2 separate regions of the Homo sapiens genome follow, and region 2 is linked to region 1. A link is a contact called in ENCODE Hi-C or POLR2A ChIA-PET data. All regions are on one chromosome and are shown on one strand. The core of a region is the stretch at or near the end of the contact, and the rest is flanking DNA. Distances in the headings are between cores, read along the strand shown.

Evidence for each region. A loop is a pair of places that touch in the nucleus more often than their neighbours do. ChIA-PET counts read pairs that join two places held with the same protein, here RNA polymerase II (POLR2A). Pooled maps may share reads with other maps.
Region 2: a map of aorta shows a loop between it and region 1 (3-fold over the local background). The contact joins the enhancer-like site here to the promoter of MAD2L2 in region 1. A Hi-C loop is called at or near these places in 2 of 168 maps with a recorded cell type or tissue (aorta and ascending aorta) and 7 of 50 pooled maps. POLR2A ChIA-PET finds 5 or more read pairs at or near these places in 6 of 52 experiments (H1, HepG2, WTC11 and 1 more).

Annotation. Positions count from the first base shown.
Region 1 is chr1:11,675,970-11,682,397 of GRCh38, forward strand. It overlaps MAD2L2 (mitotic arrest deficient 2 like 2), which reads right to left and starts at 5,179. Exons shown (of 9, transcript NM_006341.4): 1 at 5,070-5,179; 2 at 4,593-4,644; 3 at 4,384-4,502; 4 at 1,574-1,645; 5 at 879-979; 6 at 77-171. The coding sequence starts at 4,632. RefSeq lists silencers at 4,501-4,560, 5,001-5,520.
Region 2 is chr1:11,782,410-11,787,189 of GRCh38, forward strand. It overlaps C1orf167 (chromosome 1 open reading frame 167), which reads left to right. Exons shown (of 21, transcript NM_001010881.2): 15 at 1,765-2,184; 16 at 2,739-2,880. MTHFR (methylenetetrahydrofolate reductase) reads right to left here. Exons shown (of 12, transcript NM_005957.5): 12 at 3,314-4,780. Among named protein-coding and RNA genes, the nearest start is that of C1orf167-AS1, 5.2 kb to the left of the region's middle. Within about 2 kb of position 2,907, at least 22 of the 41 ENCODE cell types and tissues checked have a DNase peak (open chromatin) inside an H3K27ac peak, as active enhancers do; they include ascending aorta, where a contact is called at or near this core.

The DNA of each region.
Region 1 (6,428 bases), core at 3,929-6,428:
ATGGACCTGGGAACACAGACCAACCCGAGATAACCATGGAAATGCCAAGGGAAGAGAGGGTGGGGAGTGGACACACCTGGGGGGTTGTGGTCCAGGACGGCATCGCACACGCTGATCTTCAGGATGAAGGCCCGGAGCAGCTGCTCCACATGAGACAACAGCGAGTCTGAGCTGGGAGTGAGAGGAGGTCTTCCCATCACACTGGCGCCCTCCCCTCCACCACAGGCATCAAGCCTGGATGCAGACCTGGGGTACAAGACCCCCTCCAGTGCCTGTGAGAGTGCTGCATGCCTAGGACCCAGCTCCCTATCCGGTCCACACAATTAAACCAGCAAGGGAGTTTAAAAGAAATGCCCAGCCCCACCCCAGATAAAGTCAGAATTCGGCGGGGGGTAGGGGACAGGGGAGGTAGGGGCAGCCTGAGGAGGCCTCCCTAGGTGGTTTTAATGTGCAGCCAGGACCCAGAACCAGGACACCAAGCCAGGAGGGGAAAGGGCTTGCCTAAGGCCACACAGGCCGTGGGGACAGGTTGGTGCCAGATTCCAGTGCCCTGACCTCACCATTGGAAGCATGCAGTTGACCAACTAACGCATGTGCCAGAGGTCAACTTCGAGTTGACTGGACACTTGCCTGGGGAGTCAGAAAACTGCTTCTGTGTCCTGGGCTCTGCCCCCACCCAGGTGACCCTGGGTAGCTCATGTCATCTCTCTGGACCCATCTCAGCTGCTCACAGGCTGTCCCCTTGTCATGCTGGTGCTTCTTGCCCTTTCTCCTCCCAGGCCTTTACCAAGGTATTCAAGGGCCGCCTTAAAGGGGTGGGTGTGTTGCCAGAGACACACCTGATGCCAGCTAGTGGGCGAGGGGCAGGGGCAGCCCACCTGATGGACAGCAGTGGAGGCTGGGTGATCTCAAAGACGAATTTCTCCACTGGGCGGTGCTCTTTATCCAAAATCACCACCACCACTTTCTCCACATCATTCTGCAAAGAGAGGAACCCCCACTGCAGAGCCAGGCACCCCACCCCGACTACACCACCCTGCCTCCACCCCCTTGCCCAAGGAAGGAGGAGAAACGGCCCACTCACAGCCCTGCTCAGCTGCTAGGCTGGGGGTCCCCAAGAGGCCAGATAGCGAGTTTGAGAAGCCGGCACCCTCCAGCATGAGTGGTGTAGGCTGAGAGAATGCCCGGGCCCCATAGGGAAGGTCCCAGGAAGTCTGAGATCAGGACTAGATGGGGAAGAAACCCTGAGGGGCTCAGCTCAGACAGAACGTTTAGCGTGGAGAACAGGGGACGGATGTGAGAAGAACCCCGAACCCTCTGGGGCAGCCCCTACTTAGAGCCAGCTCCAACCCGGGCTCCCAGGCCCAAGGCACCCTGAACATGGCCCGCATGCCTTGGGGCCTGCCCCTGGGTTGGGATGGTCTCCAGAGTGCAGGGAACAGGCTTCTGGGTATTGGAGCCATGAAGACCCCACAGAGTCCTAGCTTCACCCCATCCCAGAGTTGGACTGTGAGCACACAGGGACGGGGGTGAGCATGGGGTGAGATGGCTGGGGAGCCCAGTGCACCCTCACCTTCTCCAGGAGTGGCTTGACGCAGTGCAGCGTGTCCTGGATATACTGATTCAGCTCCGGGTGGCAGGACATCTGCACACAATACCATGCGGCTCGTGAGGCCCAAAGCACAGATGGGGAAACCACCCAACACAACCAGGAGCCTAAGGCCCCATCTGCCTTCGGTCCGAGGCCCAGCAGCTCTCCAGGGCTCCCTACCCAGGAGACCCCACTTTCCCTCAAGAGGCTAAGAACTGGCCGGGCATGGTGGCTCACGCCTATAATCTCAGCACTTTGGGAGGCCGAGGCAGGTGGATCACAAGGTCAGGTATTCGAGACCAGCCTGGCCAATATGGTGAAACCCCATCTCTACTAAAAATACAAAAATTAGCCGGGCATGGTGGCAGGCACCTTAGTCCCAGCTACTTGGCAGGCTAAGGCAAAAGAATCGCTTGAACCCGGGAGGCGGAGGTTGCAGTGAGCCGAGATCACGCCACTGCACTGCAACATGGGCAACAGAGCGAGACTCCATCTCAAAAAAAAAAAAAAAAACCAGAGGCTAAGAACTGTGAACTTATCCATAGAGAAAGAAGTTAGAAGATAAGAACTCAGGCTGGGCACAGTGGCTCACTCCTCTAATCCCAGCACTTTGAGAGGATGAGGTGGGTGGATCACCTGAGGTCAGGAGTTTGAGACCAGCCTGGCCAAAATGGCAAAACCCCATCTCTACTAAAAATACAAAAATTAGCCAGGTGAGGTGGCACCTGTAATCCCAGCTACTTGGGAGGCTGAGGCAGGAGAATCACTTGAACCTGGGAGGCGGAGGTTGCAGTGAGCTGAGATCAAGCCACTGCACTCCAGCTTGGGCAACAAAGCAAGACTCCATCTCAAAGGAAAAGAAAGATAAGAACTCAATCCCAATATGAGCATTTAATATACCATTAGGGGTTCTTAATGTGGGGTCCATGGACTCCTCCAGAGTCTGAAAAATCCCTAAAGTTGTATCTTTGTGCACTTGGGCATTTTTCCAGAAAAAGGATCCAGGAAAATGTAATCAGATGTCAAAAGTTAAGAACTAAGGAACTGTGTGGCCTCAGGCAAATTCCTTAACTTCTCTGGGCTTCAATCACTTCATCATAAAGAAGAAGTGAGTAAATGTCAATTGTTTTTTCCTTTCCCCTCTAAAGGTGACCTTCAACTTACTATGGGTTTATGTTTGGATAAACCAATCAAATATCGCCAGCGGAAAATGCAGTTAATACACATAACATACAGAACATCATAGCTTAGCCAGGCCTACCTAAACACACTCAAAACACATTAGCCCACAGTTGGGCAACATTATCTAACACAAAACCTGTTTCATAATAAAGTGCTCACGCCTGTAATCCCAGCACTTTGGGAGGCCAAGGCAGGTGGATCACCAGAGGTCAGGAGATCGAGACCAGCCTGGCCAACACGGCGAAACCTTGTCTCTACTAAAAATACAAAAATTAGCCAGATGTGGTGGCACACGCCTGTAATCCCAGCTACTCGGGAGGCTGAGGCAGGAGAATCACTTGAACCCAGGAGGTGGAGGTTGCAGTGAGCCAAGATCACGCCACTGCACTCCAGCCAGGGCGACAGAGCGAGACTCAGTCTCAAAAAATAAAATAAAATAAAATATAAAATAAAAAATAAAGTGCTGACTACCTCAAGTAATGTCTTGAATACCATACTGGAAGTGAGAAAACAATGGTGGTGTGGGGACTTGAAGCGGGGACCACCTGGATGTCCTTTGAGCTTCTACCACTTATTCTCATGTTTCCTGAGTGCCTTCCAGAGACAGGCACTTCTAGGGACTGGAGCTACAGTGCGATGCACACTGCTTTGTCTGCCTTTTAGCCTTAACCCATTGAGTTTAGGATAAATGGTAGGGAGAAGATTTGGAGGTTTTTGGAAATACCCTCCTCACACCAAGGTTCACCAGCTTCACGAGCTCCTTCAAAGTGCCACCATGCCCCCAGGGTAACTTTTTTTTTTGGAGACATAGTCTTGCTCTGTCGCCCAGGCTGGAGTGCAGTGGCACGATCTGGGCTTACTTCAACCTCTGCATCCCGGGTTCAAGCGAGTCTCCTGCCTCAGCCTCCCTAGTAACTGGGATTACAGGCGCGTACCACCACACCAGGCTAATTTTTGTATTTTTAGTAGAGACAGGATCTCATCATGTTGGTCAGGCTGGTTTCTTGAACTCCTGACCTTGTGATTCGCCCGCCTCAGCCTCCCAAAGTGCTGGGATTACAGGTGTGAGCCACCATGCCCGGCCACCCCCGGGGTAACTCTTATCAGGCCTGGTCCCTAACTTCTGGCAAGGGGAACTCTCTTCTGAGGGGTGGGTAGGCATCACCACTTTGGAACTGGAAGGCATTGGAAGGCATGGGCAGGGCCCTGCGGAATGAGGTGGCTTGGCCCGAAGTGGAAGAGGTTTTTTTTTTTTTTTTTTTTTTTTTTTGAGACGGAGTTTCGCTCTTGTCACCCAGGCTGGAATGCAGTGGCACAATTTCGGCTCACTGCAACCTCCGCCTCCTGGGTTCAAGGGATTCTCCTGCCTCAGCCTCCTGAGTAGCTGGGATTACAGGCCTTGGCCACCACGCCCGGCTAATTTTTGTATTTTTAGTAGAGACGGGGTTTCACCATGTTTGTCAGGCTGGTCTCGAACTCCTGACCTCAGGTGATCCGCCCGCCTCGGCCTCCCAAAGTGCTAGGATTACAGGCGTGAGCCACGGCGCCCGACCAAAGAATTTTTAAAAGTCCACCCTGTACCCACTCTGTGGTTCTGGGACGTGCCTCACCTGGACCGGCACGTTGTACTTCTTGCGTTTCTGGAAGATGCCCACGGGGTAGACCTCGCGCACGTAGAGGATGAGATGCACAGCCACCTCCAGGAACTCGCAGAGCACATCGGCCACCACTGCAGGGGGGCACAAGCCGGTGGCGCGCTCGAGGAAGCCCGCCGGCCCAGACGCCCCCGCCCCCGGGCCCGCAGGTCCAGCCTCCCTACCTTGGCCAAAGTTGAGGTCTTGTCGTGTGAGCGTGGTCATCCTTCCCGCTACCTGAGTGTTGGGGCAAGGGCAGAGGGTAGTTCCAGAGACCCAGGAGCCCAGAACCCGCTCGCTTCCACCGTCTCTTCCCTCCCCACAGTCTGTGGGAACTGGGGAAGGACCTCCCGCTTCGCACAGGCTCAGGGCAGCTGGAAGAACCTCCACCCCCACGCTGGCGTCCGTGCTTGGGGGCATCAGCCTCTATCCACTGGCCGCCCGCGCCCCCTCGCCCCGCTGTCTCGCGGGGTGGAAAGACCACAGCTGTGCCCCCGAAAAGGGCAGGGCCGCGGACGCAGAGGGAAACAGCGGGATGCCCAGGGCCGGGAGCGCAAAGCGGGACATGCGGAAAGCGAAGCGGGGTTGGAATAAGACTCCGCCCCCTGCTACGCCGGATCCCTCCCGGCGGGAATCCCGCCCCCTCTCCCCTCCCCCAGTACCGGCTCTGCGCTCGGTTCCCGCCCGAGATCGGGCCCGGCCCCGCCGCGGGGAGCCACCGACCGGACCGATCGCGCCTCCCGCTCAACCCGGGGCCTCGGCGCCGCTCGGTGACGTTCACGGCGCTCCGGTGGGTCCTAGCGCCCGCCCCGCCCAGGCCACGCCCATTCCCGCACGGCCCAAACCGGGCCTCGCAGAGGGCGGTTCCGCATGCGGGGGCGGGTCTCCGAGGGGCGGGGGCCGGGCCTCGGCGTCCGGGAGGGGCTGAGACCCGCCGCGCCACCTCCCTTCAACTTCGGGTGGGCGCGAAGAAAACACAACGTTGATCTCCACGTTCCATTGGATCGCTACATATCTTCCCCCGAGGGCATTTCTCTCGCTTTAGCAGGCGCCGGAAGAGGGCTGGGGAGGGACGGGGGAGCGCGCAGCTGGGGACTAACGGCAGCCACATCTGAGCTAGCCCGAGTCACCATCCCTGCAGCTGCCCACGCAAAAGCGAATCCTCTGGCTCGGGGGCGGGAACAGGGGAGGACAGGATTGTACCGGTTGTCAAGGCCCGGGTGAAATTTTAAAAATAAAAAAAAGAGGGCGTGCACCGGCGTCGCCCCTGCTCCGCCCCCACCGGGTACCTAAATGCAGCCTGGCCTGACCGCCCAAGAGGATGAACCCTCCCCGCCCTACGCTTCATAACAATAGCTGACCTTTTTGGAGCTCCAGCCGAGTGCTGGGCACTGGGCTAAGTGTGTCCGTGGATTATCTCAGTCCTGGGAGTAACTCCATGAGGCAGTTACTGTGACTGTTCTCTTTATACAGATAAGTCAAGCGAGGTGCAGAAGGGTGAATAACCTGCCCGAGTCTCCCAGCTGGTGGGGTGGGCGATGGCCGAGGTGCCTCCTGCCACTACATTTTACTGCTCCCAAGTCCCCCAGGGGCGTGGACTCGGTCTGGAAGTCCTGTAAGGGCCCTCAGAGATGATATTACTAAAATAATAAAAAATAATGACTAACATCGAGCACTTCTTATGTGTCAAACACTGATTCCGTTAATTCTCTCATTAACCCTAGCAGCTAAGTCTCCATTTTATAGCCCCACTTTACAGATGGTTAAACAGGCCCAGAAACGTTCTCTAATTCGCCAAAATCACACAGTGGGAATACAAACCCAGCTCTGATGCCTCTTCTGACACCAGGGCTTCCACTTATTTACAGCCCCCTTATTTTACAAGTGAGAAAACTAAGATCTGAGAAGCAGCTACGGAGTTAGTGGGCAACAAGTCAGGACCAGAAGCCAAGAGGACTTTGTCTGTGACCTCCAGGGACGTAAGAGCTTGTTAGTCCCATCCGTCTGTTTGGACACAGATC
Region 2 (4,780 bases), core at 1,657-4,156, 100 kb after region 1:
AAGCTCAGACGGTGGCCCAGATAGGAGGCCTGTGGCCTGGGAAAAAAGGGGCATGAAGGGAGATCCTAGCCTGGAAACACAGGGCCATGACCACTGACACCTTATTACCTATTTTGGGAGTGGTGGCAAACCCCACCCCTAACCTGTGGCCCCAACAAGCCCCGGGAGTCCAGCTCCTGGCCAGGTCAGTTCTTTGGTTTTAGAGGATATGATTAAGATGGGAGAAATCAGCTGGGAACAGTGGATCATACCTATAATCCCAGCACTTTGGGAGGCCGAGGAAGGTGGATCACTTGAGATCAGGAGTTCGAGACCAGCCTGGCCAACATGGTGAAACCCCATCTCTACTAAAAATATGAAAAATTAGACGGGCATGGTGGCAGGTGCCTGTAGTCCCAGCTACTTGGGCTCAGGCAGGAGAATCACTTGAATCCGGGAGGCGGAGGTTGCAGTGAGCCGAGATTGCACCACTGCACTCCAGCCTGGGCGACAGTGCGAGACTCCATCTCAAAAAAAAAAAAAAAAAAGGAGGAGAAATCCACTCCTCGGAAATCTACCATAACGCCCATTGTGAGGAGTTACAGCAAGGAGAATTCTGCTGTACACTGTCGCTAAGAGAAGAGAGTGAAATCTTCATTTAAGTAAAGATGTTCTGGTGGAACATGTATACAGTTCATGAATGCATATTGTAAAACCAAGCAGAGGACACAGAATGGCTCCTCCCACAGTTCAGTACAAATTTGCGAATGTTCAGTGTCCCCGTGGGGCAGTGAACTGTTGGCTACAGAATGGCTGACGTCTGTGCTTTTGCATCTGAGGGTGTAGATGGTTATTTTGTTTGTTTGTTTGTTTTTTGAGACAGAGTTTCGCTCTTGTTGCCCAGGTTGGAGTGCAATGGCGCGATCTCGGCTTACCACAACCTCCGCCTCCCGGGTTCAAGTGATTCTCCTGCCTCAGCCTCCCGAGTAGCTGGGATTACAGGCATGTGGCACCACACCTGGCTAATTTTGTATTTTTAGTAGAGACGGGGTTTCTCCATGTTGGTCAGGCTGGTCTCGAACTCCCGACCTCAGGTGATCCGCCCGCCTCTGCCTCCCAAAATGCTGGGATTACAGGTGTGAGCCACTGTGCCTGGCCGTAGATGGTTTTTTTTCTTGGCTTCTCACTGAGTGAGAGATGGTGTTCCTCTCCCTCACCAACCACCTGGGCATGTGATGGGAGGCAGGGCATGGCTGATGTGGGACTTGAACCCATACTGCTGGTTCCCATCCCCCTCGCAGGGCAGCCCCTGCCCTCTGAGGCTGAGGTTGCAAGATGGAAAGCCAGTGCTTTCACCTGTTACTGGTCGTTTACTGTTTTGTGGGAGATTTGCAGGTGTAACTTTGAATAAATGTGACTTTTGACTCTGAGAACGAGACAAGCCCTCCCATGCATCTGTTTTTGTTTTGTTTCATTTTGTTTTTTTGAGATGGAGTTTCACTCTTGTCACCCAGGCTGGAGTGCACTTGCGCGATCTCGGCTTACTGCAACCTCTGCCTCCTGGGTTCAGGCAATTCTTCTGCCTCAGACTCCCAAGTAGCTGGGATTACAGGTGCCCACTACCAGGCCTGGCTAATTTTTGTATTTTTAATAGAGACGGGGTTTCACCACGTTGGTCAGGCTGGTCTCAAACTGACTTCAGGTGATCCACTCACCTTGGCTTCCCAAAGTGCTGGGATTACAAGCATGAGCCACCACACCTGGCCCAATGTGTCTGTTTTGCAGCTACTTCCAGGCCTGGTGTGAGGTTGTAAGAGACACGGGGGTGCTCCGGGCCCAGCATCAAGCCTTTCAGGATGGCCTGAGGAGAAGAGCACTGGGGGCCGTGTTTGCCACATGGCGGGAAGCCCAGGAAGTGGCAGCCGGGGCACAGGAGCAGCGTGTGGCCCAGGCCTCCCTTGCCCGCTGGAGAAGCTGCGGGCAGCAAGGCCAGGAAGATGGGCAGCAGAAGAAGGCCCGGGCCCCACAGGCCTTCCCAGCATGGCCAGTGGCCCCGGGCATGCACCATGAGGCCCAGCAGCAGGCAGGAGAGAGCGCTGGGGCCCAGGCAGCCCAGTGCTGGACTTGGTGCTGGGCTCTGTGGGTGCATGAGTCCTGTCGGGGCCAGGTCAGCCGAGCCCATGCTTCCTGGAAGCCGCGAGCCTGGTGAGTGCTGTGGTCTAAGTGCAGCCCCACTCTGTGCTTCCAGCTCAGGCCTCAAGCCTGTTTTTGGCAGGGGTAGAGCGTAATTCATGGCTGGGTGGCAGGGCAAAGGCTCAAGAGGGTGGTTGGGGGTGACAGGGAGAGGCCGCCCTGGCCATCTAGTCCTGGGCCACATCCTGACACCGCCTCTTGCTGTGTGTCCCCTCCTTGGGGAAGTCTCTAATGGTCATGCCTTGCAGTCACCAGCACAGCCAGCCACTCAGCAAGCGCCATAAACGCGCTCTTGCCAGGGAAGGGGAGGCAAAGTGGCACTGGCAGGACTGTCCCCTCTCTGCCCCTAAACAGGATGCTTGTCCCCGTCTGTGATTTTCTCCTTCCAGGTCGCTCTCCATCCTGTTTACCCAGATTCTCCCTCCAGAAAAGGGAGTGTGGGAGGTGGGTGGGCCCCAGCCTGGGGCTGGGCCCGGAAGGCCCCCTCCCGCAGGGCACTGGGGGGGCTCCCTGCAGAGAGTCCTGGCCTTTATGGCCCTGGCTGCAGACTCCTTCCTCTCCCGCAGGGTCCTAGAGGCCTCGGTGCAGTCGGCGGTGCGCGGCGGTGTCCAGCGAGCCATCCTCACCCAGCTCCGGCCGGCTGAGCTCAGGCGCTTCCTGCGGACAGTGCAGCTCAGGGTGCGGCTGGGACTGCCAGGGGCCGGCAAGGTACGCCCCAAGCCCCAGACTGACCTCACGCTCTGGCCCCGGATGGCCAGCAGGGGGAGCCTGCTGCTGGACGCCCCAGCCCCTTGGAAACAGGTGAAGGGAGCCTAGGCAGGGCGGGAGGTCCAAAAATGACCCTCGGACCACCGGCCTTAGAATCAGCTTGATTCAGCCGGTGGTGGCAGCATGGCTGGATGCCTCCCCAGGGGCCCAGCAACCTCGTATGCACCACCTCTCCCCAGTTCTCAGTCAGCCTCTGACAAGCAACTCTGAATCCATCAGCAAAGATGAACCTGGCACCTCTCGAGTGCCAGGCCACTGCAGGTCCGGCCGCAAAGACCAGCATGTTGGGTCACAGCCTGTTAGGGAGACATTGAAATGCATGCTTTCTCACGGTGCAGTTGAGGATCAGAATAGGTACACGAGGACAGTAGCATTTTTTTGTCAAGTTTTTTTGTTTATTTTTGAGACAGAGTCTGGCTCAATTGCCCAGGCTGAAGCAGAGGAGTGATCTCAGCTCACTGCAACCTCTGCCTCCCGGGTTCAAGTGATTCTCCCGCCTCAGCTTCCTGAGTAGCTGGGACTACAAGTGCACGCCACCACGCCTGGCTAATTTTTGTATTTTTAGTAGAGACGGGGTTTCACCATATTGCCCAAGCTGGTCTCGAACTCCTGAACTCAAGTGATCCTCCCACCTCGACTTCCCAAAGTGCTGGGATTACAGGTGTGAGCCACCGCGCCAGGCCAAGTTTTTTTTTTTCTTATTGGAAAAGTGAAATATGCTTATTACAGAAACCTCAGAAAATATAAAGTAGAAAAATACCAAAATTTCTTTCATAATTCTCTCTACCCAAAGGCATCGGTCAGTCCCTCTCCAGACCAGAAGCAGTTAGTTCTGACACCAACAAGTGGTGATAAGAGGTTGATAGCCTAGCAAGGGGGAAGAAGCCACCACCAAACCAAACACAAAAAATGACACTGCACAGCAGTCTGGGGACATGTCCTTGAAGGACACAGCCCCAAAGATACTGGCAGGTGAGGTAGTGTCCCTAAGATCAACAGGCATCATCATGAATCCTATTTCAGAATGCCACAAAGAATACGTTTTAGAGAAGATTCTAAGAGAAAAAGCTAAGGTGATTTTTTTTTTCAGTCGTTTTTTGTTCTCAGACAGTGTCTCACTCTGTCGCCCAGGCCAGAGTGCAGTGGTGCGATCACAGCTCACTGCAGCCTCAACCTCCAGGGCTCAAACGATCCTCCCACCTCAGCCACCTGAGTAGCTGAGACTACAGGCGTGTGCCACCACACCCGGCTAATTTTTTTTTTTTTTTTTTTGTAGAAATGGGATCTCACTATGTTGCCAGGGCTTGTCTCAAACTCCTGGGCTCAAGCGATCTACCTGCCTTGGCCTCCCAAAGCATTGGGCAGGCCCATTACGCCATGAGCCACCACACCTGCTGGTTTTTGTTTTTTAAATGGAATTGAAAGGAACTAGCCTTGGCTAGTTGCAGAATTCACACATATGGGGCTATGGCAACAGCAGATTCTGGAGTCTCAGGGTCTTTTCTTTCTAGATAAGTTACAGGGCAATTGCTTTTCAGAGTACTTTTACATTTCTATTCCATTCTTGTCAGTAAAGACAAGGATCCCATAAGCTGATGGAGAAACTGAGGCCTCTAGAAACTAAACGCTGGGAATGGCACCCAGGGTGCTGAATTCCAGGGTCTCCTCTTTTCTGCCACAGGCACACATGCCCCAGCAGCCCCTTTGGAGAGCCCCCTCTCTATAGGGTACTAGCCGGGGGCTCAGACTCTGGAGTCAGACGGCTTCCGAGGGATGAGGCCTCAGACAAGTAACTCAGCTTTGAAATGTTTTCAGTGGGGAGAGAAATAGCCCCCTCCCA